Regions from separate parts of the Homo sapiens genome. Here region 1 is linked to region 2. A link is an interaction called in ENCODE POLR2A ChIA-PET data of the cell type or tissue named here. Cell type or tissue: B cell. All regions are shown on one strand. Links, peaks and the distances in the headings refer to the core of each region. The heading gives the core; the rest is flanking DNA.

Evidence for each region. ChIA-PET counts read pairs that join two places held together with the same protein. Peaks named below come from ENCODE experiments on the same cell type or tissue, not always from the same donor. Only the 100,000 strongest peaks of a DNase experiment are listed, where the experiment ranks them.
Region 1: POLR2A ChIA-PET joins it to region 2 with 6 read pairs; 6 of 35 experiments call an interaction of 5 or more read pairs at or near these places.

Annotation. Positions count from the first base shown.
Region 1 is chr12:121,965,150-121,974,079 of GRCh38, reverse strand. CFAP251 (cilia and flagella associated protein 251) reads right to left here. Exons shown (of 22, transcript NM_144668.6): 16 at 7,011-7,125; 17 at 5,911-6,074. Among named protein-coding and RNA genes, the nearest start is that of CFAP251, 51 kb to the right of the region's middle. RefSeq lists an enhancer at 2,420-2,919. In B cell, for the core only: no CTCF peak of the experiment used is centred there; a DNase peak (open chromatin) is centred at 5,109.
Region 2 is chr12:121,899,389-121,908,318 of GRCh38, reverse strand. PSMD9 (proteasome 26S subunit, non-ATPase 9) reads right to left here. Exons shown (of 6, transcript NM_002813.7): 3 at 8,474-8,685; 4 at 5,212-5,313. It also overlaps the pseudogene RNU7-170P. Among named protein-coding and RNA genes, the nearest start is that of CFAP251, 15 kb to the left of the region's middle. In B cell, for the core only: no CTCF peak of the experiment used is centred there; no DNase peak of the experiment used is centred there.

The DNA.
Region 1 (8,930 bases), core at 2,640-6,639, 66 kb before region 2:
CCAGGTCCCTCCCACAACACATGGGAATTATGGGAGTACAATTCAAGATGAGATTTGGGTGGAGACACAGCCAAACCATATCATTCCGCCTCTGACCCCTCCCAAATCTCATGTCCTTACATTTCAAAACCAATCATGCCTTCCCAATAGTCCCCCAAAATCGTAACTCATTTCACATTAACTCAAAAGTCCACATCCAAAGTCTTATCTGAGACAGGCAAGTCCCTTCTGCCTGTAAAATCAAAAGCAAGTTAATTACTTCCTAGATAGAATGGAGGTACCAAAATTGGGTAAATACGGCCATTCCAAATGGGAGGAATTGGCCGAAACAAAGGGGCTACAGGCCTCATGCAAGTCTGAAATCCAGGAGGGCAGTCAAATCTTAAAGCTCCAAAATGATCTCCTTTGACTCCATGTCTTATATCCAGGTCACGCTGATGCAAGAGGTGGGTTCCCATGGTCTTGGGCAGCTCCATCCCTGTGGCTTTACAGGGTACAGCCTCCCTCCTGGCTGCTTTCATGGGCTGGCATTAGTGTCTATGGCTTTTCCAGGCAAACAGTGCAAGCTGTCAGTGGATCTACCATCCTGAGGTCTGGAGGATGGTGGCCCTCTTCTCACAGCTCCACTAGGCAGTGCCCCAGTAGAGACTCTGTGTGGGGGCTCTGACCCCACATTTCCCTTCCACACTGCTCTAGCAGAGGTGCTCCATGAGGGCCCCGCCCCTGCAACAAACTTCTGCCTGGGCATCAAGGTGTTTCCATACACCTTCTGAAATCTAGGCAGAGGTTCCCAAACCCCAATTCTTGACTTCTGTGGACTGGCAGGCTCAACACGTCATGAAAGCTGCCAAGGCTTGGGGCTTCCACCCTCTGAAGCCACAGCCTGAGCTCTATGTTGGCCCCTTTCAGCCATGACTGGAGTGGCTGGGATGCCGGGCACCAAGTCCCTAGGCAGCACACAGCATGAGGATCCTGGGCTTGTCCCAAGAAACCATTTTCTCCTAGGCCTCCAGGACTGTGATGGGAGGGGCTGCCAAGAAGATGTCTGACATGCCCTGGAGACATTTTCCCCATTGTCTTGCAGATTAACATTCAGCTATTGGTTACATAGGCAACTTTCTACAGTTGGGTTGAATTTCTCCTCAGAAAATGGGTTTTTCTTTTCTATCACATAGTCAGGCTGCAAATTTTCCAAACTTTTATGCTCTGCTTTCTTTATAAAACTGAATGCCTTTAACAGCACCCAAGTCACCTCTCGAATGCTTTGCTGCTTAGAAATTTCTTCCGCCAGAGGCCAGGCGCGGTAGCTCATGCCTGTAATCCCAGCACTTTGGGAGGCCGAGGCAGGTGGATCACGAGGTCAGGAGATCAAGACCATCCTGGCTAACACGGTGAAACCCTTTCTCTACTAAAAATACAAAAAATTAGCCAGGCATGGTGGCACACACCTGTGGTCCCAGCTACTCAGGAGGCTGAGGCAGGAGAATCACTTGAACCCGGGAGGTGGAGGTTGCAGTGAGCCAAGATCGTGCCATTGCACTCCAGCCTGGGTGACAAGAGTGAGACTCCATCTCAAAAAAAAAAAAAAAATTACTCTACCAGATATCTTAAATCATCTCTCTCAAGTTCAAAGTTCCACAAATCTCTAGGGCAGGGGCAAAATGCCACCAGTCTCTTTGCTAAAACATAACAGAATCACTTTTGCTCCAGTTCCCAACAAGTTCCTCATCTCCATCTGAGACCACCTCAGCCTGAACCTTATTGTCCATATCACTATCAGGCTTTTGGCTAAAGCCATTCAACAAGTCTCTAGGAAGTTCCAAACCTTCCCACATCTTCCTGTCTTCTTCTGAGCCCTCCAAACTGTTCCAACCTCTGCCTGTTACCCAGTTCCAAAGTCACTTTGACATTTTCAGATATCTTTTCAGCAGTGCCCCATTCTACTGGTACCAATGTACTATATTAGTCCATTTTCATGCTGCTGATAAAGACATAACTGAGACTGCACAATTTACAAAAGAAAGAGGTTTATTGTTACAGTTTCATGTGGCTGGGGAGGCCTCACAATCATGGCGGAAGGTGAAAGGCACGTCTCACATGGCAGTGGCAAGAGAGAATGAGAGCCAAGTGAAACAGGTTTCCCCTTATCAAACCATCAGATCTTGTGAGACTTATTCACTACCACGAGAACAACATGGGGGAAACCACCCCCTGCTCCCCCACCATCCAACCATCTCCCACCAGGTCCCTCCCACCATACACGGGAATTATCGGAGTACAATTCAAGATGAGATTTGGGTAGGAACACAGAGCCAAACCATATCACAAAGATTGGAGACAAAAGTCCTTTATTTTCCTCCTGTAATGAATGTTTGTTAAGGTGTGGGGTGGACTTAGAAAGCCCTGGCTGTGAATCCCAGCTCCACTGCCTCCTCCATTGCTTGGGCAGTCATCAGACCCCTTGGAGTTAGCTTCTTGATGTGTCTGATGGGGATAATATTGGTGCCTGGCTCCCAGGATGGCTGTCAGGATGAAATCAGATGATACATGGAACTCACTCAGTGCAGGCCCCGGCCCTGAGAAAACTCAGCACAAGTGGTTGGGATTATTACGGCCATGGAAATGGGTATCAGCACACTCCTACACCTTTCTTAGGAAGAGTCTGCCATGCACTGTCCTGGGTCCTCTCACTGAGGCATGCACAAGCCCACGGACTGGCTTAAGGTCTGAGGAACCTGGGTATTCTCCAGGGGTGCCTGAGGGCCCCTCCAGCAAGACCCTCCAGCAAGGGCCCCTCCAGCAAGGGTCTTCCCCACTTCTCAGCACTTGCCATGGAGGCAAGTGTCCAGCTGAGAGGGCTCCCTCTCTGTGGCCTCCAGGCCAGGCCCAGGCCCAATCCCAACAAGCTCAGTGAGCAGCAAGGCCACTTTTAGCCATGTGGCTCTGGAGCAGAGCCAGGTAAAGGCCAGAAGTGACACAGAGGAGCCTGTCCCCAGCAGGAGCCCCTGAGGGGAAAGGCTAGCAAGAGCACCTGGTCCTCTGAGAACAGCCTGCAGCTCCCGGCTCTGGTGTTCAGAGCTCCCCTACATCCCCTACCTCCTGGCCACCGTCAACTGACCCCAGAGGGGCCAGGGGGCTGTACTGGCATTTCTCCAACACAAGCTGGGAAAGAGACTCCCTCTCTCTGTGGTGAGAGCTATAATTTGTGAAATTTGGGAACTGTCAGCAGCCATCTTCCTGCTGAGTAAGGAAACCCAGTTCTGCAGAGAATGAAGCCAACAGCAGGGCCAAGTAGACAGCAAGTGCTGTGAGCACCAAGTGTGCCGCTGTCCGTGACCTTCTTGTGGTGTAGCTACATGCGATCCCAACGACCTTCTCATACATTCCCTTTTGCCTAAATTGTGTTTCTAACACTTGCAACAGAAAAGAGGTCATTAGGGCACAAAAGGGAAATGACACTTATTGAAAACCTGCTCTGTACCCAGCAATCCATACAGTACTTCTGGAAAGGAGCTAAAGCTCAGCCCTGTGGCAAGCACACAGTAGGTGCTCTGTAAACGCTCCCTGGATGAGGAGGAGGAGGAATGGTCTGAACTTGGTGGTAGCAGTCCCATTTAAGAGTTGGAGGAACTGAGGCTCCGAGAAGTGAAGGGACTTGCCTGGCGTCATCCAGCAAGCAGGTAGTGATTAGCTAGGATTCGAATCGGGGTCTCTCTGCTCTTGGCTGAGCAGGGCAGCAGGATGACAGGAGGCAGGGAGGATGAGCACAAAAAAGTAATGCAGGATTTGGAAACAGATGCCAGACAAGGAGAAGAGAAAGGGTGCATGCTAGCACGGAGCAGGAGAAGAAGGGGCGTGCGGAATGAACCCTGAGAGAGGGGATGGAAGGGGCTCTCCCGGGGCAGAAGCGCCATAGACTGTGATGGTAGCAGTTGGGGCCAAGGGGTGCACTGACTGAAATGATCGAATGTGAGGGGATTTATCATCTTTATCTCCCCTACAACTCATCATCAGTAACTCTAGTAGGAAATTCTGTTTGTTTACTTGTTTAGGTTTTTTACATTTCTCTCCATTAGTGAAGTGCTGATCATATTAAGTCACCAGAAGCAGCAATGAAGTGATAATTAGTTTATAATGATCCTTTGTCCCCACCACAGATTAAATTGAAATTCTCAGAAGCCTGGACTCTGGCCAGGCGAAAGCTATTGGAAAGCAGAGGCCTTTTTTTCTTCTTCTTAAATTTCTACCATTCCAGATCCCACGACGACTGAGAAGAAGACAAACATTTCAGAAGGAAGGTTCTAGCTGGGTGCAGTGGCTCACATCTGTAATCCCAACACTTTAGGTGCCCAAGGCTTGAGCCCATGAGTTCAAGACCAGCCTAGGCTTGGTGTGACTCTGTATCGACAAAAAAAATTTTTTTAAAGTTAGCCAGGCACATTGGCATATGCCTGTGGTCCCAGCTACTCAGGAGGCTGAGGCAGGAGAATTGTTTGAGCCCAGGAGTTCGAGGCTGCAGTGAGCCATGATCACACCTCTGTACTACAGCCTGAGCGACTGAGCCAGACCCTGTCTCAACAACAACAACAAATAGAAGGGAAGGTTCTGCTTGTCCCCACAGGGTGTGGCTTGCCCCCATGGTTCCAGGCAACAAGCCAGGGAGCAAGGAACCAGGCAGCCATTCTGAGGCCATGATCCCTTTTCAATAGGAGAGTTCACCTCCAGCTCCTAAATCCTCAAGTTCCCAAGATCTGCTCTCTCAGGTGAAGGTGGGGTGGAAGTCAGAGCTGCAAGTGCAATCTCAAACCACCGTGGTTCCAAAGCAGATTTAACCGGCTATTTTTGCTCATATTCAGGTTAAGAGTAGAAGCTTCAATATCTGCCATAAAAAGAAAGATGTGCATTTGGCAGATGGCAGGGGGTACACTGTGCTGGCAGCCAGGAATCAGGTTTGTTTTCCGAGGAAGGAAGGTGCCTCTGAGCTGTTTTTGCTCCTCAACGTCACACTACCGAGAGAGGCCCAGCCGAGCCACAGGCAGCGCAGGGGCTTGGAGAAGTGGTCAGGAACAGGAACCGGCTGCCACATGGTTGACTCTGCCCTGCGGCAGCATGCCGGATTTGGGTAGATGAGAGGACAGTGTGGGTGCTTGTCCCCTCTTTATTAGGGAAGATTCTGAGCTCATAAGCAAATGCCCTTACAGGAAGAAGAGACGAAAGGAAATCATTCACTTGCCGAGTACTTTGCTCTGTACTAGGTGCTTTTCCCCTATTAAACTACCTGATCTTTACAGGGATCCTACAGAAGTTCCTATTATCACCCCCATTTCACATGCTATCACCCTCATTTTGCATGCAAGGAATCTAAAGATCAGGGACGTTAAGAAGCTTGCCCTAGGCCCCATAGCCAGTAGAGGGTGGGCCCATATTCAAACTCATATTATCCCTTTCACCTCAAAGTCCACATACTCTCCAATGTTCAACTCTAGAATTCTCCAGCCTCGCCTCAGGCAGAGGTTCTCCATTCAGGGCAGGGAGGGTGAGAAGAGGAGCCGAAAATACCACTTGAAATGATCCTCTTACTATTTCCGTAGTATATGCTTTGGAGGGTCGGCCTAGATCTTTCTAGCAGGTGTGGATATGTGGAGCAGAGGGAGAAGCATTTTAGGGAGCAGGGGTGAGCCCAAGGTGCTGTCACATCGCCTGAACTGCAAACACCATTGGTCCATGGGACAGGACAGCAACTCCTGTCTGCAGAGTAATGTGAGCAATGCCACCGGGGAGCAACCTGAAGGCCAGGCCCTGTGACATCCTAGCACAGTGCCTGGCACGCAGTAGGGTTCAGTGTCTATCACTGTTGCTGAGTGAAAAGGAGTTTACACTTGATACCTTCCTTCTCGCCCCATCGTGTACCTTAAGGTGATTTTCCACTGCACCACCGAGCGATCGTGCCCTCCCGCAGTGAAGGCGTAGCAGCCATCATAGGAAACGGCCATGCCGGCCACCCCGTTCGGGTGGCAAACAATAGCAGATGTCTTATGTGGATTGCCGTCAACTGGTAAGATCTGAAGTCCCACCTAGAAAGGAACACATAATTGGATATTCAGACTCAGGTAGCTGGGCCCGAGAGAGGCCTGGCACGTTCACATGTCACCTCCAGATCTGTGTGCCAGAAGGACCTGTGTGTCTGGACCCATCTCTGAGTGTGAGAGCCACATTTAATGTAGCTGGGCATCCACACACACCAGCCCTGGTAGGGGGCCCCTTGCACAGCTCTAACAGGTACACAGAAGGGAAGCTTTCCTCCCTGCCTTCATGGTCAGTTGTCCAGGGTTTTCCAGAATACATCTCACAACCTATGACTTTACACTTTTCTTTTTTTTGACGGAGTCTCACTCTGTCGTCCAGGCTGGACTGCAGTGGCGCGATCTCGGCTTACTGCAAACTCCGCCTCCCGGGTTCATGCCATTCTCCTGCCTCAGCCTCCTGAGTAGCTGGGACTACAGGCGCCCACCACCACGCCCGGCTCATTTTTTGTATTTTTAGTAGAGACGGGGTTTCACCGTGTTAGCCAGGATGGTCTCCATCTCCTGACCTCGTGATCCACCCGCCTTGGCCTCCCAAAGTGCTGGGATTACAGGCGTGAGCCACCTCACCTGGCCCGACTTTACACTTTTCAACGCAGATTATTCATTAAATGTACAACAAAGTGTAACTAATTTGCATATTTTTACAAGAGTTTTTCCATGTAAATAAATAAGAAGGAAAAATCCTTTGGTGGCCCATGTATCTTCACTGGGAATATAGAAAATGCAGTAACTCTGCTCAGAAATGTCTCCCAAGAGTCTTCCTAACTCATCAAGGGCAATTTTCAGTATCACAGCTGACTGGGGTGGAAGCAGTTGGGCTTGGCTGTAAACCCAGAACTCTCTGAGTCTCGTGATCTTCAGTAATGACTGCTGCTCATGACACACAGAGTCAACTCCCAGAACTGGAGAAGAGAGCGCTGTTACCTTGTCTCTGTTAATAAACACCAAGTAGCGTTTCTGTAGCTCCGCCATGCTTCTCACTGGGAGGACTTGTGTCTGCTCAATAGGGGAACCATAAGCTGGCCCCAGAAGCGTCTTTCTGAAGGCAAAAAGAGAAAGAGTTTTTAAAATTCCACAAATCTCAACATAGGTTTTAAGATTCTTTGGTCGGGCCAGGCGCAGTGGCTCACACCTGTAATCCCAGCACTTCGGGAGGCCAAGGCAGGCGGATCACAAGGTCAGGAGTTTGAGACCAGCCTGGCCAATATGGTGAAACCCCGTCTCTACTAAAAATACAAAAATTAGCCAGGCGTGGTGGCAGGTGCCTGCAATCCCAGCTACTCAGGAGGCTGAGGCAGGAGAATCGCTTGAAACTGGGAGGTGGAGGCTGCAGTGAGCTGAGATTACGCCACTGTACTCCAGCCTAGGTGACAAAGTGAGACTCCATCTCAAAAAAAAAAAAAAAAGACTCTTTGGTCATGGATGGGGCATGGTGGCTCACGCCTGTAATCCCAGTACTTTGGGAGGCCGAGGCAGGTGGATCAACTGAGGTCAGGAGTTTCAAGACCAGCCTGGCCAACATGGTGAAACACCACCTCTACTAAAAAAAAAAAAAAAAAAAAAAAATTAGCCAGGCATAGTGGTGCGCGCCTGTAGTCCCAGCTACTCAGGAGGCTGAGGCATGAGAATCGCTTGAACCTAGGAGGTGGAGGTTGTAATGAGGTGAAATCACGCTACTGCACTCCATCCTGGGTGACAGAGCAAGACTCCATCGAAAGGAAGAAGAAGGGGAGGGGGAGGGGGAGGGGAGGGAAGGGGAGGGGAGGGGAGGGAAGGGGAGGGGAGGGAAGGGGAGGGAAGGAGAGGGGAGGGGAGGGGAGGGAAGGGGAGGGGAGGGGAGGGGAGGGAAGGGAAGAGTTTTTAAAATTCCATAAATCTCAACATAGGTTTTAAGACTCTGGTCATGGGCAGAACGCAGTGGCTCATTCCCATAATCCCAGCACTTTGGGAGGCTAAGGTGGGAGGATTGCTTGGGGTTAGGAGTTCGAGTCCAGCCTGGGCAACATAGTAGTTTCCTGTCTCTATGAAAAATTAGCCTGGCTTGGTGGCCTGAGGCTAAGGTGGGAGCATTGTTTGAGCCTGGGAGGTCGAGGCTGCAGTGAGCTGAGATCATGCCACTGCACTCCAGCCTGGGCAACAGAGTGAGACCCTGCCTCAAAAAAAAAAAAAAAAAGAAGAAGAAGAAGGAGAAAATCTATATCTCCACATTGCTGCACCCTATCCCAAGATAATCATGAGTAATAATTTGGTGTATATGACTCAAGAATTTCTTTTGTAATTATAATTTTATATAAAAATAGAATTATGCTATTCATGCTTCATTGGTAATTTGCTTTATCTCATTTTACATCTTTGAGATATTTCCACGTCATTACACAGAGAGCTGTCTTACTCTTCCTTTTTTTTTCTTTTCTAAAAGCAGCATCGTGTTCCAGTGTACTGACAAACCATTGTTTAACTCATCCCCTATTAATGGGCATTTGGATTGTTTCCATTTTTAAAAATATTTTCAAACAAGACATCCGTTTACTTATGTCTTGGCATACTGTGTGAGTACTTCTGTGGGCTACATTCCTAGAAGTCAGAAGATATGATAAAATTTAATAGAGGGTGACAAATTGCTTTCCCAAAAGGTTACACTGATTCACACCCGCCCCCAGAAGCGGATGAGAGTGCCCGTTTTCCTAGCCTCTTGCCAATGCTAAGCACTATCAATCATTTTTATCTTTGCTAATCTGATTGGTGAAAAAATGATATCTTGTTTTCATTTGCATCTTTGACATACTAGTGAGCATCTGCTCATAGGTTTATTGGCCTTTTCCTGTGAACTGCCTTTTCATGTTC
Region 2 (8,930 bases), core at 3,300-7,299:
TAATCCCAGCTACTCAGGAGGCTGAGGCAGGAGAATTGCTTGAACCCGGGAGGCGGAGGTTGCAGTGAGCCAAGATCGCGCCACTGCACTCCAGCCTGGGCAACAAGAGCGACAACTCTGTCTCAAAAAAAAAAAAAAATTTATTTTTGAGGGGAGAGGGTGTTTCCAGCGATGACCAGAAAACCTGGTAGACAAATTCTTAGAGCTATAACACTAGGACTTTTGTTTGTAAATACAATTGCACTATGTGATTTTAAGGATAAATATGTATTTTATTTATTTGAGACAGGGTTTCACTCTGTCATCCAGGCTGGAGTGCAGTGGTGTGACCTTGGCTTACTGCACCCTTGAACTCCTAGGGTCAAGTGATCCTCCTGCCTCAGCCTCCAGAGCAGCTTGGCCACATGCCACTATGCTTGGCCAATTTCTTAAAAAATATTTTGGAGAGACACAGTCTCACAATATTGCCCAGGCTGGTCTCAAACTCCTGGCCTCAAGTGATCCTCCTGCCTTGGCCTCCCAAAGTGTTGGGAACACAGGCGTGAGCCACTGCAGCCAGCCTATTTTTATCATTGAGACATAATTTGCATACAATAAAATTCACCATTTTAAAGTATACAATTAAGTGAGTTTTAGTATATTCAGAGTTCAGTATATTCAATGTATTTAGTATAAACAACCACCACTATCTAATTCTGGATCATTTTCATCACCCAAAAAGAAATCCATTATCCATCAGCAGTCATTTATAATTTTTTAAAGATCTTTTCCCCTTGAAAATGTATGCATTTGATCTAGAAATCCCAGCTGTAGGAAGTTCGCTAAAAAAGGCCAGGTGCCGGGAGGCAGAGGTTGCAGTGAGCTGAGATAATGCCACTGCACTCCAGCCTGGGTGACAGAGCAAGACTCCATCTCAAATAAAAAACAAACAAAAAAAAAAACAAAGAAAGGCCGGGCACAGTGGCTCACGCCTGTAATCCCAGCACTTTGGGAGGCCGAGGCGGGCAGATCACCTGAGGTCAGGAGTTCAAGACCCGCCTGGCCAACATGGTGAAACCCCATCTCTACTGAAAATACAAAAATTAGCTGGGCGTGGTGGCGGGTGCCTGTAGTCCCAACTACTTGGGAGGCTGAGGCAGGAGAATCGCTTGAATCTGTGAGGCGGAGGTTGCAGTGAGCTGAGATCATGCCATTGCACTCCAGCCTAGGCAACAAGAGAAAAACTTCGTCTCAAAAAAAATAAAAAAAGAAATAGAAATCCATCTGCAAGAGTGTTAATCTCCACAAAATGGCAAACTATCTAAATGTCTCACAATAGAACACTGTGAGTTTTTTGGTTTTTTTTTTTTTTTTGACACAGAGCCTCACTCTGTCGCCCAGGCTAGGGTGCAGTGGCATGATCTAAGCTCACTGCAACCTCTGCCTCCCGGGTTCAAGCAATTCTCCTGCCTCGGCCTCCCAAGTAGCTGGAGAGTACCACCACACCTAATTTTTTTTTTTTTGAGATGGGAGAGTCTCGCTGTGCGGCCCAGGCTGGAGTGCAGTGGCGTGATCTTGGTTCACTGCAACCTCTGCCTCCGAGGTTCAAGTGATTCTCCTGCCTCAGCAGCCCAAGTAGCTGGGACTACAGGCACACACCACCACACCCAGATAATTTTTTTTTTTTTTTTGTATTTTTAGTAGAGACCGGTTTTCACCATGTTGGGCAGGATGGTCTCGATCTCTTGACCTTGTGATCTGCCCACTTTGGCCTCTTAAAGTGCTGGGATTACAGGTGTGAGCCACCGTGCCAGGCCTAATTTCTTATTTTTAGTAGAGATGGGGTTTCACCATGTTGGCCAGGCTGGTCTTGAACTCCTGACCTCAGGTGATCCACCCGCCTCAGCCTCCCAAAGTGCTGGGATTACAGGTGTGAGCCACTGTGCTATGCAAGGTTTTTTTTCTTGACTCACAAAACAGACAACCAAACCCGGATTCTTGATTCTCCAGCTGAGCTCAGGTCCCCTGAGGGGATGAGGCTGAAGCCAGAAAGGCCCTACTCACAACACACGACCTTCTCCATCCTCCAGCCCACCAAGACAGCTCAGCCTTTATCCAGTGACATCTTGGAATTCCCCGTGAAATTTCACATGAAGAAAAGATTCATTTTGCTTAAAATTGAATCACTACTTTTATAAAGAAGGATTTATAAGCCTACACGGAAGCTGAGAATACATTTAACTGGATAAAACAGATTAAAAACCAGCAGCTCTTCTCACAGATCCACACAACAGACAGAAGTCTCAGAATCCACTGGGCTGAGTGAAGAACACCAGACTCAAAAGGCAATATATTGTGTGGTTTTTCTCTCTATGACATTCTGGAAGTTGACGGTGAGGGATTAACTACAAAGAAGCCTGAGGCAATTTTATGGGGTGTTGGAATGCTCTTGACCTTCATCGTGGTGGCAATGACATACTACATACATTTGTGAAAACTCACGGGAATGGCAGGCCACAGTGGCTCACTCCTGTAATCCCAGAACTTTGGGAGGCTGAGGTGGGTGGATCACCTGAGGTTAGGAGTTTGAGACCAGCCTGGCCAACATGCTGAAACCCTGTCTCTACTAAAAATACAAAAAAAAATTAGCTGGGCGTGGTGGTGGGCACCTATAATCCCAGCTACTTGGGAGACTGAGGCTGGAGAATCGCTTGAACCTGGGAGGCAGAGGTTGCAGTGAGCCGAGATCGTGCCACTGCACTCCAGACTGGGCAAAAGAGCAAAACTCCATCTTAAAGAAAAAAAAAAGAAAACTCGGCTGGGTGTGGTGGCTCACACCTGTAATCCCAGCACTTTGGGAGGCCAAGGCAGGTGGATCACGAGGTCAGGAGATCGAGACCATCCTGGCTAACACAGTGAAACCCCATCTCTACTAAAAATACAAAAAAATTAGCTGGGCATGGTGGCACATGCCTGTAGTCCCAGCTACTCGGGAGGCTGAGGCAGGAGAATGGCGTGAACCTGGGAGGCAGAGCTTGCAGTAGCCCCCCCGAGACTGCACCACTGCACTCCAGCCTGGGCGACAGAGCAAGACTCCATCTAAAAAAAAAAAAAGAAAAGAAAAAGAAGAAAACTCATGGGACTGTACACTGAAAAAGGTGGATCTGGTGCAGGTAAATTACACCTTAATAAAATAAAATCAACTGGCAGCTCTGTGTGCTGGTATATGAGCAGTCTTTCTGAAGGACATGTGGCTGGAAAGTGGCTGCCTCAGGAGGAGAAGTGATGAAAATGTACAATTGTGATGGCTGCATAATTCTGTGACTACACTAAAAACCACTTTAAATGGGTGAACTGTGTAGTATGTGCATTAAATCTCAATAAAACTGTTGTAAAAATAATAAAAATAGACCAGGCGCAGTGGCTCACATCTGTAGTCCCAGCACTTTGGGAGGCCAGTTTGAGACCAGCCTGGCCAACATAGCGAAACCCCATCTCTACTAAAAATACAAAAATTAGCCAGGCATGGTGGTGGGCGCCTGTAATCCCAGCTACTCAGGAGGCTGAGGCAGGAGAATCACTTGAACCTGGGAGGCGGAGGTTGCAGTGAGCCAAGATCGCACCACTGCACTCCAGCCTGGGTGACAGAGCGAGACTCCATCTCAAATAATAATAATAATAATAATAATAATAATAATAAATTTCAGATGGACTAAAGGAAAAACAGAAATAAAACAATAAAAGAATTAAAAGAATTTCTTTTTTTGAGACAGAGTCTTGCTCTGTCGCCTAGGCTGGAGTGCAATGGCGCGATCTCGGCTCACTGCAAGCTCTGCCTCCTGGGTTCAAGCGATTCTCCTTCCTCAGTCTCCCAAGTAACTGGGACTACAAGTGTGTGCCACCACACCCGGCTAATTTTTTGTATTTTTAGTAGAGACGGGGTTTCACCGTGTTAGCCAGGATGGTCTCCAACTCCTGACTTCGTGATCCACCCACCTCGCCCTCCTAAAGTGCTGGGATTACAGGAGTGAGCCACCACGCCCAGCCAAGAATTTCTTAATTAAAAAAAAAAAAAAGAATTTCTTTAAATGGACACAAAATGCAAGAGCCATAAGCAAAAAAACTGATAAATTTCACAAAATCATCATTTTAAACGTCCATACAAGTTACAGATTTGATGACAGTATCAGTGCAGAAACGATGGCCTGACCACTAGCAGGGGCATAGGCAACTGCCAGCCATCTCCTGACCTGACCTGGCCTGGCCTGCACTGATGGGTTACAAGTAGATGAACCGTGCAGCTAAGCAGGAGTCAAAAAATCCACAACTGTTGGGTTAACTGGAGACTTCATTTGGGAACCAAAAACTTTAGTTAATAATTTTCCTGGGCTTTGCCACAGTATCACTCCTGAAAAGTGTGGATCTTTGCTACAAAACAACAACAAAAATTCCAGCCTGGACAACATAGCAAGACCCCGCCTCCACAAAATATAAAAAAATTAGCCGTGAGGTAGTTATGATAGCACCACCACACTCTAGCCTGGGTGACACAGCATGACCCTGTCTTAAAAAAAAAAAAAAAAAAAAGAAAAGATCTCTAAGAAACCTTGTTAAATGAAAACAGAGACAGGGCAGAGGAGAGGGGAATTTGGGTTAGGGTAGCCAGGAAAGGCCCCCTGCGAGCATGTCACCAGTGTAAAACAGAAGGAGGATGAAGAGGAAGAGCATTCTAAACAGAAGGAATAGCAGGTGCCAAGTCCTTGAATGGGGCTGTGCTGAGCAACACCATGAAGGCAGCAGTCCAGGGCCTCAGCAACACTTCCAGTAACTCCAGGGCTATAGACCAGAGGCCGAGTGCTATGACCTGAATGTCTGTGGCCCCCTGAAATTCATATGTTGAAATCCTAACCACCAATGTGATGGTATTAGGGGTGGGGCCTCTGCAAGGTGATTAGGTCATGAGGGGTGGCGCCCCCACTGGGATTAGTGCCCTTATACAAGAGCTCCCAGGGTTCCTCCCCTTTCTGCCATGTGAGGACACAGCAAGAAGGCACCACCTAGGAGTTAGGAAGCAAGCCCTCCCCAGACACCAAATTGGCTGGTGCCTGGATCTTGGACTTCCCTGCCTCCAGAGCTGTGAAAAATGAACTTCTGTTGTTTGTAAGCCACGCAGTCTATGGCATACTGTTAGAAAAACCCAAACAGACCGAGACACCAGGTAGCCCCACTCACCCCCTCACTGTGCTGCACCACACTGCCAATGTTATGCAGTGACTGGAAGTTCTGGGTGTTCACAGAGCCGAACTCCACAATCTCATCATCCACTTGCAGACCCTGGAGAGGGAAGGAAAAATGGAAAATCAGGCTAGAGGTTCAGTGTGCTCCTGGTGGTCTCTAACCTTCAATACCCAATTTAATGCCAAGGTCACGAGCTTGTTTTCTACAGGGTAGGCTCAGAACAAAGAGGTCAGGGATGTAGACACCTCATGCAGGAAGGGGCAGTGGGTAACGGGGCCACCTCCTCCTGGGGTTCCTTTGAGGGCAGCTCTAGTAAAGATGACCAGGTCTGCCCAATGTCTGAGAGCTGGCAGTTACCAGACACTGTGAAGGCCTTGAGGAGCATGGGAAAGGCCAAATGCTGCTCTCTGCGGTCCTAACCCAGGTTCAAGGGTAAGAGAAGGCAAGCCAGGCTGGGCCCATTTTATTCAGTGATCAACATTTAGACAAGACACTTGCCCTAGAAGCCCCCAGACAAGCAGCCACAGGCACAGGGCGCATCCAAGACTAGAGTGACGCTCTTGTTCTAGGTCCTAAGAAGACAGACCACCACTCATTCACCCCTGTAACAAGTATTTGTTGTGGGCCAACTGGCACTGGGTTAGATGCAGTAGATGGGGTAGTGAATGATAGGGAGCTTCTGTGTAACTTACAGACTTGTGACCATTAAAGAAGACTGGTAGGACCAGGGTTTAGGACCCCATTCCACCTGGCAGGAACTATGTGTCCTGACCAGGGTTTAGGACCCCATTCCACCTGGCAGGAACTATGTGTCCTGACCAGGGTTTAGGACCCCATTCCACCTGGCAGGAACTATGTGTCCTGACATAAGTTACTTCAGGTCTGCAAGGCTTTTCCTCGAGGATGAAATGAGTAAAGATTAGGACCTATCCCAGAAGTGGCTGTGGAATTAAATTTAACTACATCTCCACAAAAAAACTGTACAAGAATGTTCGCAGCAACATGCTTCGTAATAGCCAAAAAGTGGTAACAATTCAAATGTCCATTAACTGACAAATGGATAAATAAAATATGATATATCCAGGCAGTGGAATATTATTTGGCCATAAAAAGGAATGAAGGGCCAGGCACAGTGGCTCACGCCTGTAATCCCAGCACTTTGGGAGGCTGAGGCGGGCGGATCACGAGGTCAGGAGATCGAGACCACCCTGGCTAACAAAGTGAAACCCTGTCTCTACTAAAAATACAAAAAATAAAAATTAGCTGGACGTGATGGCAGGCGCCTGTAGTCCCAGCTACTCGGGAGGATGAGGCAGGAGAATGGCGTGAACCTGGGAGGCGGAGCTTGCAGTGAGCCGAGATCGTGCCACTGCACTCCAGCCTGGGCGACAGAGCGAGACTCCGTCTCAAAAAAAAAAAAAAAAAAAAAAAAAAAGAAGGAATGAAGGGCCAGGCATGACAGCTCATGCCTGTAATTCTAGCACTTTGGGAGGCCGAGGAAGAAGGATCGCTTGAGGCCAGGAGTTCAAGACCAGCCTGGGCAACATAGTGAGAACCCATCTCTAAAAAAAAAAGGAAATAAAAAATTAACCAGGCATGGTTACATGTGCCTACAGTCCTAGCTGCTTGGGAGGCTGAGACAGGAGGATCACTTGACTCTGCGAGTTTGAGGTTGCAGTGAGCTATGATGGCACCATGGCACTGAAGTCTGGGTGAGAGAGTGAGACCCTGTCTGTAAACAAATGAAGCACTGATCCATGCTCAATACAGATGACTTGAAAATTTGCTAAGTGAAAGAAGCCAGTCATAAAAGGTCACATATTATATGATTCAACTTATAGGAAATATCCAGAATAGACAAATACATAGAGACAGAAAGTAGATAACTGGGTGCGGGGAGCTGGGGGATTGGGAAGTGATGGCAAATCACTACAGAGTTTCTTTACAAGACAATGACAATGTTCTGAAATTGATTATGGCTGGGCATGGTGGCTCATGCCTATAATCCCAGCATTTTGGGAGGCCAAGGTGGTAGAATCACTTGAGCCCAGGAGATGGAGACCAACCTACGCAACAGAGCGAAACCCCATCTCCTTTTTTTTTTTTTTTTTTTTTTAGACAGAGTCTCACTCTGTCGCCCAGGCTCTGGAGTGTAGTGGCACGATCTCCGCTCACTGCAACCTCCACCTCCTGGGTTCAGGCGATTCTCCTGCCTCAGCCTCCCGAGTAGCTGGGATTACAGGCACATGTCACCACACCCGGCTAATGTTTGTATTTTTAGTAGAGATGGGGTTTCGCCATGTTGGCCAGGCTGGTCTTGAACTCCTGACATAAGGTGATCGCCCACCTAAGCCTCCCAAAGTGCTGGGATTACAGGCGTGAGCCACTGCACCTGGCTGCAAATTTTTTAAATAGAAAGAAAATTGATTGTGGTAATGCATGGCTCTGTGAATACACCAAAAGACACTAAACTGTATACGGACTTTAAATGGGTAAATTTTTTTTTTTTTTTTGAGACGGAGTCTCACTCTGTTGCCCAGGCTGGAGTGCAGTGGCATGATTTTCGTATTTTTAGTAGAGACGGGGTTTCGCCATGTTGGCCAGGTTGGTCTCGAACTCCTGACCTCAAGTGATCCACTGGCCTCGGCCTCCCAACATGCTGGGATTACAGGCGTGAGCCAATGCTCCCGGTCAAAAAAAAATTTTTTTTAAGACAAGGTCTCACTCTGTCACCCAGGCTGGAGTGCAGTGGCACAGTCACAGCTCACTGCAACTTCGACTTCCTGAGCCCAAGTGATCCTCCCATCTCAGCTTTCCAAGTCGCCTCAGCCTTCTCAAGTGCTGGGATTACACGCATGAGCCACTGTGCCCAGCCTAATGTTTTTTTTAAGACACCACATAAGATGCATAACTCATTTGGCAAGATGCCATTCTCATTTTCATCATTCAGTGCCCAGCTAAAATGAGCCCCAAGAAGAGATCCTCTCCCTCTCTTGGGACATTTATCATCTTCTGTCACTGGGAAGAGGTCACTCCCCCACCAATGTAGTGGGCAGCCGGGGCTGACCCCTCTCTAAAACTCTGCCCCCAGCACAGGGCTGGATACACGACAGGCCTCAGTCAGTGTTTGTTAAATGAGTAACTGAACTCAGCACCGCAGCACGGAGAGAACTAGTCTGTCTTTCCACATCCCCGAAGGCTACCTGACCCACCGTGTCCCCTGGGCATGGACTTGAGTGGCCAACCCCTGGATTACCGCGATGCTGGCTGGGGAGCCGGGGCTGATGCTGTTCACTTTGGCGAAGGCCCGTGGAGGGCCCTGGCTCTCACTCTGACCCAGTTTGCGGCTCATGGCCTCTTTGTGGGCCTCAGCCATGTCCCGGGCCTGCTTCTCCTTGTCGCGAGCGTGCAGCTGGTGCAGGGCCTCCTCCACCTGCTTCATCACTGCCTTGTGATCATTCTGCAGGCCTGGGATGAGAACCACACATCAGGGGCCAAGGAAGACAGTGGAGGACACAAGACTCCTACATTTATTCACTGAAGAGTTAACAAGTGCTTATTACATGCCAGATGTGGAGCTAGAGGTGAGAAGGAGTCTCTGACCAAGACAGAGGACATTCCCTCATGGAGCATTCAGTCCTGCAAGGAGCAGCTCCAGAATAAGTAATTACAATAACATCTGATGACTGCAGGGAGGCCTGGCCAGCAGCAAA